2 separate regions of the Homo sapiens genome follow, and region 1 is linked to region 2. The links are chromatin contacts, found by Hi-C or POLR2A ChIA-PET in ENCODE. All regions are on one chromosome and are shown on one strand. The core of a region is the stretch at or near the end of the contact, and the rest is flanking DNA. Distances in the headings are between cores, read along the strand shown. Region 1 overlaps PPP1R14C (protein phosphatase 1 regulatory inhibitor subunit 14C). Region 2 has its middle 49 kb from the start of IYD.

The links. Hi-C counts contacts between places; a loop is a spot of excess contacts on that map. ChIA-PET counts read pairs that join two places held with the same protein, here RNA polymerase II (POLR2A). Pooled maps may share reads with other maps.
Region 1: a loop to region 2 is called in a map of gastrocnemius medialis, with 4 times the contacts of the local background. The contact joins two enhancer-like sites. A Hi-C loop is called at or near these places in 10 of 168 maps with a recorded cell type or tissue (CD8-positive, alpha-beta T cell, K562, MCF 10A and 4 more) and 5 of 50 pooled maps. POLR2A ChIA-PET finds 5 or more read pairs at or near these places in 1 of 52 experiments (MCF 10A).

The regions. Positions count from the first base shown.
Region 1 is chr6:150,249,688-150,252,709 of GRCh38, forward strand. PPP1R14C (protein phosphatase 1 regulatory inhibitor subunit 14C) reads left to right here. Exons shown (of 4, transcript NM_030949.3): 4 at 1-705. Among named protein-coding and RNA genes, the nearest start is that of PPP1R14C, 110 kb to the left of the region's middle. Within about 2 kb of position 1,329, at least 5 of the 41 ENCODE cell types and tissues checked have a DNase peak (open chromatin) inside an H3K27ac peak, as active enhancers do; they include gastrocnemius medialis and psoas muscle, where a contact is called at or near this core.
Region 2 is chr6:150,318,910-150,321,943 of GRCh38, forward strand. No RefSeq gene overlaps it. Among named protein-coding and RNA genes, the nearest start is that of IYD, 49 kb to the right of the region's middle. Within about 2 kb of position 1,607, at least 5 of the 41 ENCODE cell types and tissues checked have a DNase peak (open chromatin) inside an H3K27ac peak, as active enhancers do; they include gastrocnemius medialis and psoas muscle, where a contact is called at or near this core.

The sequences.
Region 1 (3,022 bases), core at 79-2,578, 70 kb before region 2:
CTTTCCACCGAGTACTGTGTTTATTCTCTCTCCAGGAAAGCAGATCAAAAGAAAGTTAGCAGATCGAGTGTCTTCTTCCTTAGAAATAGGTTCTGGTAGCTTCTGTGCCTGGGTAGTATCAGACCAGTGGGAGTAAACCGAGTGTTAAGTGTCAAGGTGAGAAAGCCTCACATTCTCTCAAGACAGTTGCTCTAGGAGCTGAGTTGCTGGTTTGGAAGTGTGGAGATTGCATTTCTGGCTTCTCTCAATGGCTTGTGTTGAGGACTCTGGGTGCTCCTGGCCCTAATTGTGCACCCTGATCCCCGTGCTTGGAGCTAGGCCTGGTGGCGTGCTCTAGCCCTCTCAGTTACCAGCTCTTTGGAGAAGGATCAAAATTCAGATGGAATGTGGGATGGGTAATAGGTGAGAGTAGAAACCCTTCCCTCCAGGAGGCCCCCGCTGACTCCCACAGAAACCCACCTACCATAAGATGTCTTCAGGTGGCCTTGTCCAAGGATGGGGGTCAGGCATTTTATATCAAGGGTGCTCTGAACATATTTTATTTTTTAAAAAAACTATGTTTGTGAATTTTGCGTATACTGGCAAGCTTTTGAAAATGTATTTAATTTTGTATTGTTTACCAATGATTTATTTACAAGATATTTACTCAAATAAATGGAGCTGCTTACAAGCCTGTTGACATGTGTGGCTTGCACAACACGTTAACATGATGGTTTTGCTGTGTCAGTTTCTCTGCAGAGGTGAGGACCAAGCACCTCACCTCGTTTCATTTCATTTTCAAGGATTTCTAGGCATGTAATCCTGGCCCTCTCCTCAGGCATCTTCAGATCAGGTGGTGAAAGCAAAGGAGCTGGGCCACATTCTTGGGCTGAGAAAGAAGACGAGCTCTGTGTGCTCAGCCTGGCACTGTCCTAGGCCATGCTCCTTTCATTTAATTAAAACTCCTCTTTGCCATCTTACAAGAACCCTCAAAAACATTTCAAATTAGTAAACTATTCCACTTGTTAGAATGCCTTGCACCATGGAAGTCGGAAAAATACAGAATGGGCAGGATTTCTGTTAGGCTTAATTGACCAGCCCATGTGATGGTCTCAGATGAAGTAAGAATTGACTTTTCCTCCAAAGGCCTCTGCTCCCACCACACACTTCCTCCCCACCTTCCCTCCTGCCCTGATCCCCGTGAGTGCTTCAGCAAGAAGTTTGGGCCTCTTCCTTGACTCCCCAGTATGCTCCCAGTCACCCAGCTTGTCCTCTGTGAATACTTCTCAAACCTATCCCATGTCCAACTTTCCTGGATTGCTGCCACCACCTTGGGAACAGATTCTCCATGTCCAGGCTTGTCTCCCTCTGATCCATCCTCCACCCAGTTGCTAGAATAGTCTGACGACTCCACCCCCTGCTTGAAACCCGAACCCTCTGCATGCCTTATGAGAAATGTTGTCTCTGCCTCTCCCACCTCATCTTTTGGCCTTGTGCTCATGCCCAGTTCTGCCAAATTCCTTGGAGTTTCTGGCGTGTTCTATGTATTTTCTTCTCTGGTGCTTTGTAAAATCTGTTGCCTTGGCCCAGAACGCCCCCTCTGCCAACAGGCTGTATCCAGAGAGCTGGGTTAGACCCCCTCCTAGGTGTGTTCCCCCTCAGCTCCAGCCTATACTCTGTCATAGACGCATCCACAGTATCATTATTGCCTATCCATTTGTTGGTGTCTTCTGTTAGAATCTGGGATCCTCGAGGCTGGGAATCTGGACTTCACCAAGCATCTGGTCCTAGGCTTGGCCCATCAAAGAGATTGTGTGTTTGCCAGTTGAATGAAAATGACAAAAGATTCAAGAAAACTCCACTGTTTTCTTCCCAGCTAGAGTTGTGGTTCTTAGATCTGAGTGTACATTTGAATCACTGGGAAGCTTTAAAAACAATGGAAGCCTAGGCCTCAGTCAATTCTGACCAGTTAAATCAGCGTCTCCAGGACAAGAGCTGGGGTGTTTGTTTTCAAGCTCTCCAGCTTGCGCATCGCTGGGCCATTGGGTCACTCTTGTGCCATTGGATGGCCAGATGCATTAGCCTGACCTCAGCTCTCCATGTTTATGCTATTACAGCAGGTGGCAGCTGTGGTATTAGCACACTCACTATTTCTCATACAGAGTCTTCTCACTAGGGCAATGGCTCCAAATTATCCAACTTCTAGTGCCGCGCTCACTTGAACATTGGGAAATCTCAATGTAAACTTCATGGAGTGGCTTCCATTTATAACGATCATAATAAAAGCACTGTGCTAAGTGCATGCTTTATCTCATTTAATCCTGACCTTAACCTTATGAGGCAGGTGGCATTCTCATTTTACAGATAAGAAAATAAACTCAGGCTTAGCAGCTTACCTAAGTCCACACAGCTACAACACTGAGATTCAAACCCAAACCTATTTGGCTCCAAAGTCCCATAACCATTAGACTTTCTTGCCACTCTTAGGGAATTACTCTTAGTCCCACTCACAAGAGTGAACCCCAGAAGCCACATTTAAAGTGAGCCAGGTCCCTGAGCTGGCAGGGTAGGGGAGGAGGCCTTGTGGATGGAGGAGATCCCAGCCACCTGTGGGGCTCTTCCTCACTCCTGGGAACTGAGGGACTCCCTGCTCCCCATCTGCAGTGCAGCCAGGCCCTGTGATGCTGGCCCTCCTTATCCAGAGTCCTCTTGCCTTTTCCCCATAACATAAAGCTCCTGGACTTGGGCTTAGCAGCTGAGCAAGGAGTATCCAGCCATCAGTTTCCTGAGAAAGAGCAGCTCAGGACAAGGTGATTTTCAATTCCTGAAACACAGGAATTAAACAGGTTTTTACTTATTTATCACTGACATAGTTTGGATATTTGTCCTCTCCAAATCCCATTTTGAAATTTGATCTCCAGTGTTGGAGGTGAGAGGTGTTTGGGTCATGGGGGCAGACCCCTCATGAATGGCTTGGTGCCATTCTCCTGGGATTGAGTGAGTACTTACTCTTAGTTCCCTCTAGATCTGGTTGTTAAAAAGA
Region 2 (3,034 bases), core at 357-2,856:
TCGAGACCGGCCTGGCTAACATGGCAAAATGCCATCTCTACTAAAAATACAAAAATTAGCTGGGCATGGTGGTACATGCCTGTAGTCCCAGCTACTCCAGAGGCTGAGGCATGAGAATCGCTTGAACCCAGGAAGCAGAGGTTGCAGTGAGCCGAGATCGTGCCATTGCACTCCAGACTGGGCAACAGAGTGAGACTCCATCGCAAACAAACAAACAAACAAACAAACAAACAAACAAAACACTGGAGGCAAATGAGTAGGAACTTTTCTGTAGGACTGTTTGGACTATAAAAATTCAGGTCTAGTTCTTTTCAAATATTCTGATTTTCTACTACGAACCAAAAGGTATCTGAGACAGGTCTCAATCAATTTAGAAAGTCTACCTTGCCAAGGTTAAGAGCATGCGCCCGGGAGGCAGGTCTGTGCCTTCTTCAAAGATGATTCTGAAGGCTTCAATATTTAAAGGGGAAAGGGTGGACATTGGGGAAAGAGGAAGGCATTTTTTAAAGGTATGGGTAGATAAGAGACAAATGATTGCATTCTTTTGAGTCCTTGATCATCTTTTCACCAAATACACAGTTTACAGGTGAGAGGGGGTTAGAGGAAAAGTCACTTATGCCTTCATCTAGTTCCTTGAATCTGTATGCTTGCATCAGAGAAAGCAATCAGATATGCATTTGTCTCAGGTGAGCAGAGGGAGGGCTTTGAGTTCTGTCCTTTGTCCCGCACCTGTGAAGATAATCTATCAATTTACATTGTTAGGGTGAAATTCAACAGAATTGTTTTAGGATAAAGATCTTGGGGCCCATAAGGAATTTCCTGGTGGGCAAGTGGTGAGGGATGTAGGTAGCTTTAAAAAAAAAATCTTTGTAGCTATCTTATTTAGGAATAAAATGGGAGGGAGGTTTGCCTGATGCAGTTTCCAGCTTGACTTTTCCCTTGGGCTTAGTGATTTTGGGGTCCTGAGATTTATTTTCCTTTCACACTACTCACTAGAAGCAAGAGCAACATCTCTTCGACAGATTGGTTGTGCTTTGACTGTTATTGTCATCCAGAGACCACCGCCTGCAAAAGCTGATTCCATATGACCTGAAAAGTGATTTGCTGTGCTCATTGAGGAAAGGGTTCCCAGGACTGAGTTTCTGGGTGTCTCTCTCTAGGACAAGTGGCATTAGCAAGACCCCTGCAAGTGGCCACTGCTCCCTGTCCACCTGGCACATGCTCGTCACACAGTAGGTCCAGCAAGGACATCACCAAATGTCTGTTGAGTAAAGGGGGAGAAGGGGTGGGCCTATTTTGAACTTGGATGGAGTTTCGATTTCTTCAAGACCTTTCTATGCATGTGAGGTCCTTGCTAGTGTCTTTCTGGAGGCCATGCCTTCTTAAAACAGAGCCTTCCTTGCACTTCATAAGAGATAGTGACATGGATAGACAAAATCTACTGTTTAATAAATTTAGTGTGTCAATCAAATCAGACTCAAAATACAGCCTTCAATCTAAATGACCCTGCCTATAGTTGAGGAAGTGAGGTACATGGTTTAGTTACAGCAGCAGACGAGGCTGAATGTAGCTGTGTGTCCAGGCAGTGGGCCAGGCCACACACTAAAAGGAACTCACTGTATCCTTCAACTGAGCCCAAGCCCAGATATAGTTTCAGCCTGGTCAGCAGTGGCTTCCCCGTGTCCTCTCAGCTAATCCTGGCACGGAGCATGTGGAGCTTGGAAGGCCTACGCAAGATAAAATGCACTCTGGAGCCGCGGTGTATTTTATCACTGCCCGTGCACTCGTTGGGATACCTTGCAAAGGTGCTGATTTTCTAGGACTGGGAACCACACGGGGGGGCTCTTCCTGGAGTGCAAAGATGGCATAGATACAAAATTAAAAACAACTTATGTTCTGAGAATTAGTATCTGGAGAAAATGCAAGCCATTGTGCTACTTACCGTGACTAAAGTCAGTAAGGATGTAAAAAGGAGCCAACCAACTTCAGAATTAACAGCACATGTTTTACAAAATTTCAGAGCTCTTCAATTTAGTTCATTTTTTGCAGATGAGGAAACTGAGGCGCTATGGGAATTAAGTGAGTCTAAAGGGGTCACACGATTTGTAGTAAAACCTTGATTAGAACCCAGATCTTCTCATCTCACATTTTGATGCTAAAAAACAAAAACAAAAAACAAAAAGAACGCAGATTTTTCTAACTTCAGTTCAATTCCTGGACTGAAACTACTTTTTCTTTTCTTTTCTTTTTTTTTTTTTTGGTTTCAAGTGTTACTAATGATACATTTTTTCCAAGATATTTATTCAGGTTTGTTATTTTGAAGTGACAGCCAATTGGAACTTTTTTCCCAAGGATTTTTTTTTCAGGGAAAAAAAAGATATATCACCACCATTGATAAACTATCACCTTCTGAGTTAGCCTTGATTCCTCCTCCTCCCCCTCCTCATCAACATCTAATCTGTCAGGAGGTCCTGTTCTATTGTTGAAATGCATTTTAAATCCATCTCCCACTGTAAAACTTCTGTTACAAGCCATTTCTTGCCTCGACTGTTGCAAAAGCCCTCCCATCCATTCTCCATACTGAGACAGAATGTTTTTTTTTTTTTTAATTTTGAACTTTTTATCTTGAAATCATTATGGCTCACAGGGAGTTGCCAAAAGAAAAATCACTTTTTGGGTAAATGTTAAGATAGTTGTCTTTCTTTTTCTGTGTTCTGTTTTGTATCCTTAAGAAGGATTCAAACCCATCTCTCTCTATATACTACATGTCCCAAATAATACAATGTTGCCCTGATGATAAAAGTGTATGCTCACCCAATAGCTTGTGCTGCCTATATTTGCCTCAGCTTTCTCAGCCCCTCCCATGCAGGGGGACTTCATGACTGACCATGTTTAAGATTTGTCCTGAATGCATGGCTTCAGAATGCCCCTTGGTTAAGCAAGGACGCTGAAGATTTCATGCCACCTGGCCATCAACATGAGATATCCTGGATTTATTAGGTCCTTTCAAAACTTTTTCTCTCCATCGCAAGCC